Linked DNA regions of Homo sapiens: region 2 is linked to region 1. The links are chromatin contacts, found by Hi-C or POLR2A ChIA-PET in ENCODE. All regions are on one chromosome and are shown on one strand. Each heading gives the region's core, a stretch centred on a gene start or an enhancer-like site at or near the end of the contact. The rest is flanking DNA. Distances are from core to core; before and after follow the strand shown.

Region 1 (5,983 bases), core at 2,571-5,070:
AGAAAAGGTGGAATCCATGCACCATGGAACACTACTCAGCCACAACAAGGAACAAAATGATGTCTTTTGCAGCAACTTGAATGGAGCTAGAGGCCATTATTCTAAGTGAAGTAACCCAGGAATGGGAAACCAAATACCGTATGTTCTCACGTATAAGTGGCGTCTAAGCTATGAGGATGTAAAGGCATAAGAGTGATACAATGGACTTCGGGACTCAGGTGGGGGGAAGGCTGGAAGGAGGTGAGGGATCAAAAACTACGTAACAGGTAGAGCGTACACTGCTTGGGTGACAGGTGCACTAAAATCTCAGAAATCACCACGAAAGAACTTATACATGCAACCAAACACCACCTGTACCAAAAAAAATTGAAATAAAAAAAAACAAAAAAATAAGTTTTTAAAAGCTGACTGCTGATCCCTTCAAACATAAGGCTGCCCATGCACAAAATAACTCTGCTCCCATTTCATCATTACTAAGAGGTGGAGAGGAGGAAGAGCAAGGCTGGCTCTGAAAATACCATGACTTTTCCATTAAATGAAGTCATCTCTGTCTAATGACTGTGGACACATCATCAATTGCCCCTTCCCCCAAATTAAAAAATGCCCAGAAGAGATTCCTGAAGAAGAACAAATGGGGGAAAGCAAGTTTGCAGAACCAAGGACTAAGGAGCTCAGCCTGTGCACAGTCCCCATGGGAAGGACTGGGGCTCAGGGAGTCACGGGCTGCTCCTCACTGCCTGCCTCGCGCCTGCCTGCCCGTGCTGTGTGAGCTGGGAGAGGAGATGGAGGACGAGGGCAAGGAGAAAGGAGGGAAAAGGTGCCCGGCTCTGGAAGCGGGCCTGTCCCACGCATGGAATCATCGATTGTGAGTAGCAACTGTACTCACTCTTGTCCCTTTTGTTCCAGGTAGTCCTGGTTCTCCAGTATCACCCTGGAACAGAATAGAAATGCCATTGTCATTGATCACCGCTATCTCAAGAATGCGGGCAATCTTACATCCACCCACCCCCAATCCCACAGCCGTGCTTACCTTTTGTCCTGGTGGTCCCTGTGGCCCCTCAGGTCCTTGCATTCCAGGAAACCCAATGACACCTTGTAACCCCGGGAGGCCTCTTTCACCCTACAGAAGAGGAACATCAGTCAGGCAAAAGGCAGCAGTAAAGAACAGAGGAAGGAATTGGTGACCAACTGTGATGGCTATATATATATTTTTTTTGAGATGGAGTCTCATTCTGTTGCCCAGGCTGGAGTGCATGCACGATCTCGGCTCACTGCAAAGTCCACTGCCTGAGTCAAGGGATTCTCCTGCCTCAGCCTCCCGGGTAGCTGGGATTACAGGCGTGCGCCACCACGCTGGCTAATTTTTGTATTTTTAGTAGAGGCAGGGTTTCACCATGTTGGCCAGGCTGGTCTCGAACTTCTGATCTCAGGTGATCCACCCACCTCGGCCACCAAAAGTGCTGGGATTACAGGCATGGGCTACCACGCCTGGCCCGTGATGCCTAATTTTAGGTGCCAAGTTGACTGGGTCACAGGATAATCAGAGAGCTGGTAAAGCATGACTTCTGGATGTGTTTTTGAGGGTGTGTTTCTGGAAGAGATGGGCATTTGAATACATGGACAGTAAGGAAGATCTGCCCTCACCCAGGGTGAGCAGGTGTCATTGTTAGTTGAGGCCCGGATAGAACAAAAAGGCAGAAGAGAGGCCAATTCTCTCTCTTCTGGAGCTGGGCACCCATCTTCTCCTGCCCTTGGACATCAGAACTCTGGGTTCTCTGGCCTTCAGATTCAGGGACTTGTACCACTAGCCCCTTGGGCTCTCCAGCCGCTGGCCTTGGACCCAGTTACACTTCAGGAGTCCTGAGTTCCCAGGCTTGCAGGCGGCAGATCATGGAACTCCTCAGCCTCTATAATCCTATGAGCCACTTCCCATAATAAATCTAAGCAGCATCCAGCCTTGCGCAAGTCCACAGTGAGTGTCTGGAAACAGATAGCAACGACTACTTCAGGTGGTTTTGCTCTACTGTGTTTTAAACTCTTGAGGGCAGGAAATATTTATATCTCATTCCTAGCACAATCCTTTATATGTACTTAATGCCAAATAATTTCTTGGGTAAATAGAGTAACAAATAGCGAGGTGTTTTTCACTGAACTGGTTATAATTTCGCTCAATCAATGGAACTCTCTTGTTAGCAACAGCCTCAGTGCTGAGATTCTGTGATGGAGCCTCCAAGACGTCTTCCTCTTTAGAGACCATTAGGAGATGTGGGTGGGCAGAGTCCACAGTGTGCACCTCATGCAAGATGCTTAGCCTCCCTTGGGCCATCATGGGGTGATGGTGGGCTTTAATGAGAAATGTCTTTCAAGAGTATTTTTTGGGCTGGGTGCGGTGGCTCGCTCATGCCTGTAATCCCAGCACTTTGGGAGATAGAGGCGGGCAGATCACCAGAGGTCAGGAGTTCGAGACCAGCCTGGCCAACATGGCAAAACTCTTTCTCTACTAAAAAATGCAAAAATTAGTTGGGTGTAGTGGTGCACGCCTGTAATCTCAGTTACTCAGGAGGCTGAGGCTGGAGAGTCACTTGAACCTGGGAGGCAGAGGTTGCAGAGAGCCAAGATCATGCCACTGCACTCTAGCCTGGGAGACAGAGTGAGACTCTGTCTCAAAAAAAAAAAAAAAACAACAACCCATAACCATTGTAAGAAATCAAGAAAACCTATTTACTTTACAGCATGTGGACTTCAGTGCAGCCTTACCATACGAATTGGGTAGATTCAGTAACCATTGTTAGCTGATTTAAAAACATAAGGCAGACAGTTTGGAGATCACAGGCAGGATTACTTAGTGTTCAGTGCCTTTCTCAAAGTTGCATTAGTTGAAAGTAAAAATCAACCGACAAGCTACACACCACATAACATAAACATCCAAAGTCGTCCTTCTTTCCAAACCACTCAGCCAGTCCTGGCACTTAACTGGTGAATTAACTGCCTGCTCCATTTTTACAAACGCAGGAAGGACGTTATGAACCTGGGACTCAGCCGCCACACCTCCATAGAGCTGTGTTTCGTTGAAAGGATATGTCAGGAGTCTAGACACAGTATGTGGATAAATATGGGAGAGATTGTTTCAAACCCTAAAGAATTGAATCAAACAGTAAATGGATTAAAGAACCTCAAGCCCCATACTGTGGCACTGCCCCTTCAGGCCAGCAGCATCCAGGGAGTCGGCCAGAAGCACAGACGTGACTCCACGAGGGCCCTGATCCCAAGGTTTGACAGGGAAGGCTGGCTCCTTCTCCCTGAGGCCTGTGACAGTGAGGAAGGAAAAACATTCCCAGACCAGGACTTGTTCAAATGAAGAGCTCCTTAAATACACCCTGCAGTGATGGCCCCAGGACACAATGGCAGAAAATCCTGCTGTAAGGAGTTACAGTGCACAAGGTCACCAATCTGGGGCACCCAGTTTTCGGATATAGGAAAAGTCTGCTCAAACCAGAATAGGACTGAACTCCAAACAGCGGCTAAAATAAATAAATAAATATGGACTTGTGTAGCCCCAAGTAACCCAACATCAGACAGGAAGGAAATGAGAAAGGCAGGTCCATGTAGAAGCTTTCTAATACATTTGGTGGAGTATTTTTAGTACTTAATTAATATGGGCAGTATCGCCATGAGACCAGCGATGATAAGATTTTATAATTCTCAATTTAACCATGGAATGCACTGAGGACCAGAGCCAGATTAACTGATTTCTACAAGTTTCTCACTGAGTCAGCACTACAGCCAGAAATAGAAATGAGGTCAGCCTCCACCATAGTCCCTGTTTTTTCTGGGTCACTAGAGCAAGCCGGTTCCCAGCAGAACATCAAACAATTCACCAACTTCATGTCAGCCCAAGGTACCGACCCTTCTATGTCCATTTCACAGATAGGGAAATTAAGATTCCGATGCTTAACTGACTTGTCGTACGTCACTGGGTGACCCCTCGTGCTGCTGGGAACAGAACACAGAAATCCAAATTCCCAGACCTTGCTTTTACCGCAAGAACACATTCTTTCCCAAATGTCACCAGAAAGTTTAAGCAATCTGTGTATCCCCAGAGCTTTGAAATGAAGGAGCTAAGAAGGAAGTGACTCCTCCATGGACATGGTTCTTGCCATTCCCCACATATTTTTTTAACGTTCTTAATCTTTTGTCCAGATAAAAGTGCACACGAATAATCTAATACTCTGTACCCTGTCCAAGGTTATTATGGGAACCAGAGCAGAGCAAACGGACAGAATAAGCACTTAAACAGCTATACAGTTAGCTGGCGACCAGCATGCAGTATGGGGCCAAATTATTCCTCCAAGATTTTAGCACATTTCCACCAGGATTGTAAGAAGAGCAAAGAGCTGGACATGTTGTGCAAAGGTTATTGGAGCTAGCAGGGTCCAAGCCAGACTTTGCAGCTGCAACTGGCAATGCTACTAACGTGACCACAGTGACCCCCCACTTCCACTGGAGCTCAAGGCAGAATGTGCACAGTTAGAGTCAGGGAGCAACAGGACCCTCGATCATCTGTTTCCCATGGTGTGCTCAAGGCAAGGTCCAAAAATCCATGGCGGCCACAGACTTCATGTCAGGCAAAAATGAAAACCACAACCATTGTCTGTCACAGCAAAGACTATTTAAAATGGAAGAAAGAAACGAGAAACTTGAAAAATACTACACAGAAAGTTTTCGTGCAGCTGAACCTTGTGCTCTCATTCCTGAACATCAGTGCAATGCAGAGCACTGATCAAAAAAGGAAAATCATACGCCAAAGCCGGAGATGACTACTGCTGTGTCCCCAAATGATGAAATTCAGAATTTGTGGAGGGAGAACAAAGTGCCATTGTCTATAAAGATGAAAGAATACAACATGGAGAATAATCTTAGCACCAAAATTAGGCATTGTAAATTAGGCATGAAATAGGGTTTCATGCATGGAGCAACTTAAAATTCTTGCTTAATGCATTATCTAAAGCAAGCATATACTTTTTAAAAAATCCTTAAAATGCGTGGATAGAAAGTCATTTTATAATACCCAATTATTTCCCTTCCTCTTCCAATGCTTGTAGAAACAAGTTCATGATTCAGGAAAGCAAATACTCTAATAAGCTTCCGTCATAGCTAAGTCAGAAATTCAAATACAAATCAAATACCCAGGACAGCTGAAGTTAAAATAGCATGAAGCTTCTAAATGTGGGGGGAAAATATAATTACCAACAACAAAAACTGATGTTAACACAAAATATACCTAGAATAAGCAGTCATCAAAATTCTTACTGTCAAAGGCCTGTTTCAGTGGCTGACATGGAATCCATATCTTTAAATCAAAATTTTAATGGATTTTTCCAATCTGAAATATTAGGATCACGGATCTTCACAATGGACTGAAGCACACACAGAGATGCTGCCAGCTCTCGGGGGCTTCCTCTACGCACGGAATGAGTACGGGTACCGGGTTTGGTACTGAGCACTGAGTGTACTGGGTATGGCAGCCTCCATGTGCTGGGTGCATCCAAGGGAAACAAGCAATGCTTATCAGGGAAACTGCAATTCCTTCTCCACCTCAACCCTGTAACTTCTTCACAGGCAATGAAATTGTTTTATTCATTCATGGTGTTTGAATTCAATAAAATGTCATGGGATGCTGAACTAGCCAATTGCATAACATGACGCTCAGCATGAGGTAGGATTCCACATACGAATCCTAAAAACTTTAAGAGGTAGTGAAAGGTTACTGGGCAGGACAGGACCCCCGTCGCCTTTGCAGTCCAAGCATTCTAGGCACCATTCCAGACTGGCTGGAGTCCGCAGCAGTGGCTGAGAGGTGCAGGGCAAGCTGCGTTCGGGACCACGATGGCCCTGCTGCTGCTTTCTGTCATCTAGCGCCTCGAGATTTCCATTTACGAGCAGACTGCAAATCATTCAGGGAATGAAAGCCCTCACATTTGAA
Region 2 (5,507 bases), core at 1,198-3,697, 290 kb after region 1:
CTGTGGTCAAGTGCGCAGTCAGCATGGCCTGCGATGAGCCATGTCTCCTGGAAGTGTCCAGCGGAGGGAGGCCACTGCTGGGGGTGGGGGCTGGCCTGCGATACTCCTCCGGACACTTCCAACGCCAGGCACGTTGGGCACATCCTGAGGGGCACATGCCTACCTATGGCTGACTGAGTCTTTTATGGAAAGGACCCCTCCTCTGTGCCCAGTGCCCTCACTGCCATCATTTCATGCTACTGAGAACAAAGTGTGGATCAAATCCTTCCCAAGAGTCTCCTGATCTCAACAGACTGAGCCCCAAGATCTGGGGAAGGAGAGCGATGGTTCTAGGCGCACCTGGAAACTGCCCTGCACTCCTGGGTCCCGAGGTTTCTGTGGGGCGGCTGTCAAGGGGGCTGCTCTCTCTCTCTTTCTCAGGCTGCAGGTGCACTAGGCCGTCCACTCTCTCTCTCTCTCAGGCTGCAGGTGCACCAGGCCGTCCACTCACTCTCTCTCTCGGGCTGCAGGTACACCAGGCCGTCCACTCTCTCTCTCTCTCTCTCTCTCGGGCTGCAGGTGCACCAGGCCGTCCACTCTCTCTCTCTCTCTCAGGCTGTAGGTGCACCAGGCCGTCCACTCTCTCTCTTTCTCGGGCTGCAGGTGCACCAGGCCGTCCACTCTCTCTCTTTCTCGGGCTGCAGGTGCACCAGGCCGTCCAGGGAGCCCGGGCCTGCCGGGTATGCCAGGCCGCAGCGTCAGCATCGGCTACCTCCTGGTGAAGCACAGCCAGACGGACCAGGAGCCCATGTGCCCAGTGGGCATGAACAAACTCTGGAGTGGATACAGCCTGCTGTACTTCGAGGGCCAGGAGAAGGCGCACAACCAGGACCTGGGTAGGTACCTCCCACCCGGCCCCCGTTGCCTGCTCAGGGCTGGCCCGGAAGTGGCCAAGATCAAAGGGCCACAGCGAGACTCCCAAACCCTCCACGGCTGGTAAGTTCCCCTGACGGAAGGGTCCATCTACATTCCTCGAGTGCAGAAAGATTAAAACGGCCTTTGAAGCAGAAGCCTTACAAAGCCCTTAAACCTCAGGACCTTAACACAGGGACCTGCCTTTTAACCTGGTATTGACTTCCGCAGGCTCCCATGTGACCCGTCTGACCCCCGACCCCTCTCCAGTGGAGACCACCAATTACTTCACCTCCTTCTTGTTTTTGACCCAAGTTCTGTAGACTTGGAGTCAGGCAGGGGCCATGAGGGGCTGGGGTTCATGTAAGACTCTCCCATACAGCCCCCCGAGGAAAATGGACCCATGGACACGTGTGCATGCTCTTATTTAAGGAAGCCTTTGAAAGGCATTAACGCGACTTCGAATACAGAAAATGCAATACACACAAATTACAAGTGGAGGTAGCTTAGTCTGAGGTCCTCTTTGAGGGGGTGACGGGAAGGGTCTCTGGGATACTGGCTGTGTTCTGCCTCCTCGGTGCAGGTTACATCAGGCGTTCTGCCCCCGGGAAGCATGTTGCTGGCTCATGGTGCCTTCACATTCCTGCCTGTGCGCCCCGCCTCCACAATGAGTTTCTAAAGAACAACGGGGCAAAGGCCGCCAAGGATAAGGGCCAAAAATAGATCTAGGAACAGGGCCAAGGAGGCAGCCTAGCACCGGGCATGTTTGCTAAAGGTGGCTGCACTTCTGGGTCTGAGCTTTTCAGCAATCCATGTGAAGAGGGAAACCTGCTTAGCTGCAGCATTCGTTGTGGCCAGGAGATAAAGGCTATCTTAGTCTCCAGAAGCAATAAAGCTACATGGAAGGGAGAAGGGCCAGGACTCCTTCTGGGGTGGCTCCTTGGGGTCAAAGAGCGACCCCTTGGAGGCCATCAGAGTTTTCTTGGGGCCAGTGCTGTTAAGACCCCACTAAGGTAAGGCTCACCCAAAATGCTATTCCATGAAGACGCCACTCCCTGGTGATCCAACTTGGCCCAGTATGTGTGAGAACTTGTAGAAGAACAGAGCTGTTCCAAAATGCCAGTGGAGTCTGATCAAAAAGAGAAAAAGAAAGAAATTGGGAAGCCTTAGCCTGGCCCTCCAGTAGGTGGCTAAACTCCACCAGGTGCCCTGGGGCGAGTCCGTGACACACAGCCTCCTGGGCCTGGCTGGGGCTGGCAGGTGCGTCTTCTAGCCACACTGCACTGTGATCTCATGACCCCTCCTTCCACAGGGCTGGCGGGCTCCTGCCTGGCGCGGTTCAGCACCATGCCCTTCCTGTACTGCAACCCTGGTGATGTCTGCTACTATGCCAGCCGGAACGACAAGTCCTACTGGCTCTCTACCACTGCGCCGCTGCCCATGATGCCCGTGGCCGAGGACGAGATCAAGCCCTACATCAGCCGCTGTTCTGTGTGTGAGGCCCCGGCCATCGCCATCGCGGTCCACAGTCAGGATGTCTCCATCCCACACTGCCCAGCTGGGTGGCGGAGTTTGTGGATCGGATATTCCTTCCTCATGGTATGTGGTATTTGCCCAGTTCCCCTCCCCAACCACACCCTGCTGGGGACACAGCAAGAACAGCTGCCTTTGTGAGAAGAATCAGACACGGCAGTCCAGGGTGTGCACTGCACAAGGGTAGTTGGCCCAGGAAGCGAGCGAGAGCTGGAACACAGCTTACACTTGGCTAACTGAGCCACATGCTGGGCACAGGGCTTCCTCCACCCAGAAAGGGCTCATTAATTTGCCACCAGGCCTTTGTAAGGAGTGTAACCAGGACGAACTTGCCTGTTATCCGTCTTACTAGGTACAACACCAACACCAAAGGTGCAGCTGCTTTGGGTTTACCAGAAGTCTAAATATATGGGAGACTTTTCTCTAGAATCCTGATCTTATTTAGAATCTATCTGGAACCTAGAATACCCTGAAGAAATACCTATTAACTGGCTGGCTTAAAATGGATATATATTCGTGAGGAAAATTCTGGAATACCTTTGGGTATAAAATAGAGAGCCTGTGGATACTTTGAAAGCCAGGAGAAGGTGCACAACCAGGACCTGGGAAGGCACCGCCCACCCTTCCGGATCGCCTTTGGGTATAAAATAGAGAACCCTCAGCTTTGGCCAGATTAGGTTTAGCTTAACCTCCAGGGGAGAGACCACAGCACCATAGTGTCTCTTGCAATATTGCCTATTAAAGCAGAGGCTCCTCAACTTGGAATAGGGTCCCGTCCCGATAAATTCATTGTAAGATGAAGATACTATAAGTTGAAAGTGCGTTTTCAATTTATGATGGGTTTATCTGGATGTAACCCCACCAAAAATCAAATAGTGAATTGAATACATATTGCTTTTGCACCATCGAAAACTCAAAAATCCTAAGTCTAACCATGGTAAATCAGGGACCATCTGTATACTATTGTAGGGAGAAAAGAAAGTCTCACTGAGGACAGTGGGTCTTCCAGTGAGTTTATTTATATGCATTATAACTGTCATAACTCCAGCTATATGGATTGGATGCCCAGCATGTTAAATATTTCATAAATTATATATATATATATATATATATATACACACACACACACACACACACACACAACATAAAATATAAATTACATAGTGATTGCTAATCTTTCAAAACAACAGGAAAAAAAATCCGGATTCTAGGAAAGGAAGGAAAAGATAAACAAGTATTGGCATTTTAATAGGTATCGTTGCTATGATAAGTTGGAGCAACAGGATGCTAAATCCTGGGCAGGGACAGGCACAATTTCTACCTTTCCAGAAGCTTATCATGGAAGGTGACTTTGGAGCAACCTTCTTTTGTTTCACAGTGACCTTCAGGGTGCCCCTGTGTCAGGAAGTAAGCTTTGGTTGCTCCTGTTTTTTTCACTCCCGTTGTTAAATTCAAAATAAATGAGCCTCTCCCTTGTGAAGGGCATGATTACACAGTATCCAGAAAGGTCAGGCATCCCCTGTTCCATTAGCATCAGGTTTCAAATGACTGTCACGAGATAAGCAGACATTATCCTCTGCACACGTAACTCTCTGCTTACATAAATGGCTGACAGCCCCAGCAAGCCTGGAACTTGACATCCCCAAAAGGCATGGGTTGAGACGGCTCCTGGGTCAGGACAGATGGGCCAGAAGTACCTTGACTTCTGAGAACAGAAAGTCCCCATTGTCCCTGACAATGGATAAGTGAGCAGACACATCTGTGTACTGGAGATGTGCCCCCTCCAGATGTGCCCTGACTGCCGTCTAGGAGGCAGGACCTAAACCAAGACAGCTGTGTGCCTCGTCTGCACTTTAAATACTCTTTGATCCCTTCTGTGTGGTGACAAGCATATGGTACCACTAGGGCTGCTGGCATCTCAGCATAATAAGAGCTGACTTTGGAGAGGAGAGGACAGCTTGGCTGAGAGCAACTGCCCCACCGTCCCCAGTGGGTACGCAGAAGGCGAGAGCAGTGCTGAGGCTAGCGCCTGGCTCACCCTTCTTTTGTCCGTGAGGATGGGTGGCCCCAGAGGATGCATTTTCTGCATTCCCTACAAGCGAGCGCCACGTGGGAGGGAGGACAAGGGCAGAGCCCCGGATGCAGACTGCAGCAGCAAAAGTCATTTTCCTCCCCTCCCCTCGGTGGCCTCTCTCAAAGCTGCTCTGGCAGAGGCTACAAGTATCTAGCCAGCCGTTATTTTAGTTCCTCTTTTTTCAATTCTGGCTACTATCTGGAGCCCTCACAGCCCCTTCTCCAGGTCAGCCTCTCGTCCAGGCAATTCTCTTAAGATACATGAGCTGCTATGAGTACCAAGCCAGAGGTTTGTCCACTGAGAGAAGCACATTGGAAAGGGTGCGTGTGCCTGGACTGTGTGCACTTATGCACGTGTGTGCATAGGGGTGTGTACACAAGCATGCACTGTGTGTGTGTGTGTGTACATGCGTGCATTTGTGTGTGTGCATGAGTGTACACCATGTGTGTGCATGTGTGCATGTATGCATGTGTGTGTGCGCAGCAAACTCAGCTCTTACCTGGCTGGTGCCAGCCTCTAAGACTTCTCACATTGTGCTCCCTTCTGACCTCGTTCTGGGAGTCCCAGGTGTCTCCTTTGGGCAGCTCCCAGCATGGCCTCAGCTCCTTCAGACCAAAGTGAAGCCGGAGGTGCCCTGGAGGACGTCTCCACTTCTTATTACCTGCTCATTAGCAGACAAGAGCAGGCAGCTCAGGGCTGGACAGGCTTCTGCCTTATGTGAGCAGAACACTTTTTAAAGGTTTTTGGGTTTTTTTTTGTATTTAAAGGAAAGCTTAAACTGGGGCCCCTGCCCAAATATATCATAGAACAGCCCCTTTTTTCCCTGCAAACTGAACTGAGATATTTCTATTCTAAGTAAACAGATTCCAAAGCCCACTTACCACTCAAAGCCTGCTCAGCCAAGCCAAATGGCCCTTATACACCAACTCTGGGATCCAGGAGGCCTGCCGTGCGCTTCCATAAAGGCTAAACATGTTGATGCAACAGAAAGTAGAACTTTAAAATGAAA

What was found. A loop is a pair of places that touch in the nucleus more often than their neighbours do. ChIA-PET counts read pairs that join two places held with the same protein, here RNA polymerase II (POLR2A). Pooled maps may share reads with other maps.
Region 2: a loop to region 1 is called in a pooled map, with 2.7 times the contacts of the local background. The contact joins the promoter of COL4A2-AS1 here to the enhancer-like site in region 1. A Hi-C loop is called at or near these places in 1 of 168 maps with a recorded cell type or tissue (Caco-2) and 5 of 50 pooled maps. POLR2A ChIA-PET finds 5 or more read pairs at or near these places in 1 of 52 experiments (H1).

Annotation. Positions count from the first base shown.
Region 1 is chr13:110,212,896-110,218,878 of GRCh38, forward strand. It overlaps COL4A1 (collagen type IV alpha 1 chain), which reads right to left. Exons shown (of 52, transcript NM_001845.6): 3 at 1,031-1,120; 4 at 887-931. Among named protein-coding and RNA genes, the nearest start is that of LINC03082, 87 kb to the left of the region's middle. Within about 2 kb of position 3,821, at least 8 of the 41 ENCODE cell types and tissues checked have a DNase peak (open chromatin) inside an H3K27ac peak, as active enhancers do.
Region 2 is chr13:110,505,732-110,511,238 of GRCh38, forward strand. COL4A2-AS1 (COL4A2 antisense RNA 1) reads right to left here and starts at 2,448. Exons shown (of 3, transcript NR_046583.1): 1 at 2,368-2,448; 2 at 1,916-2,020. It overlaps COL4A2 (collagen type IV alpha 2 chain), which reads left to right. Exons shown (of 48, transcript NM_001846.4): 46 at 684-875; 47 at 2,204-2,490. RefSeq lists enhancers at 1,869-2,370, 2,371-2,870.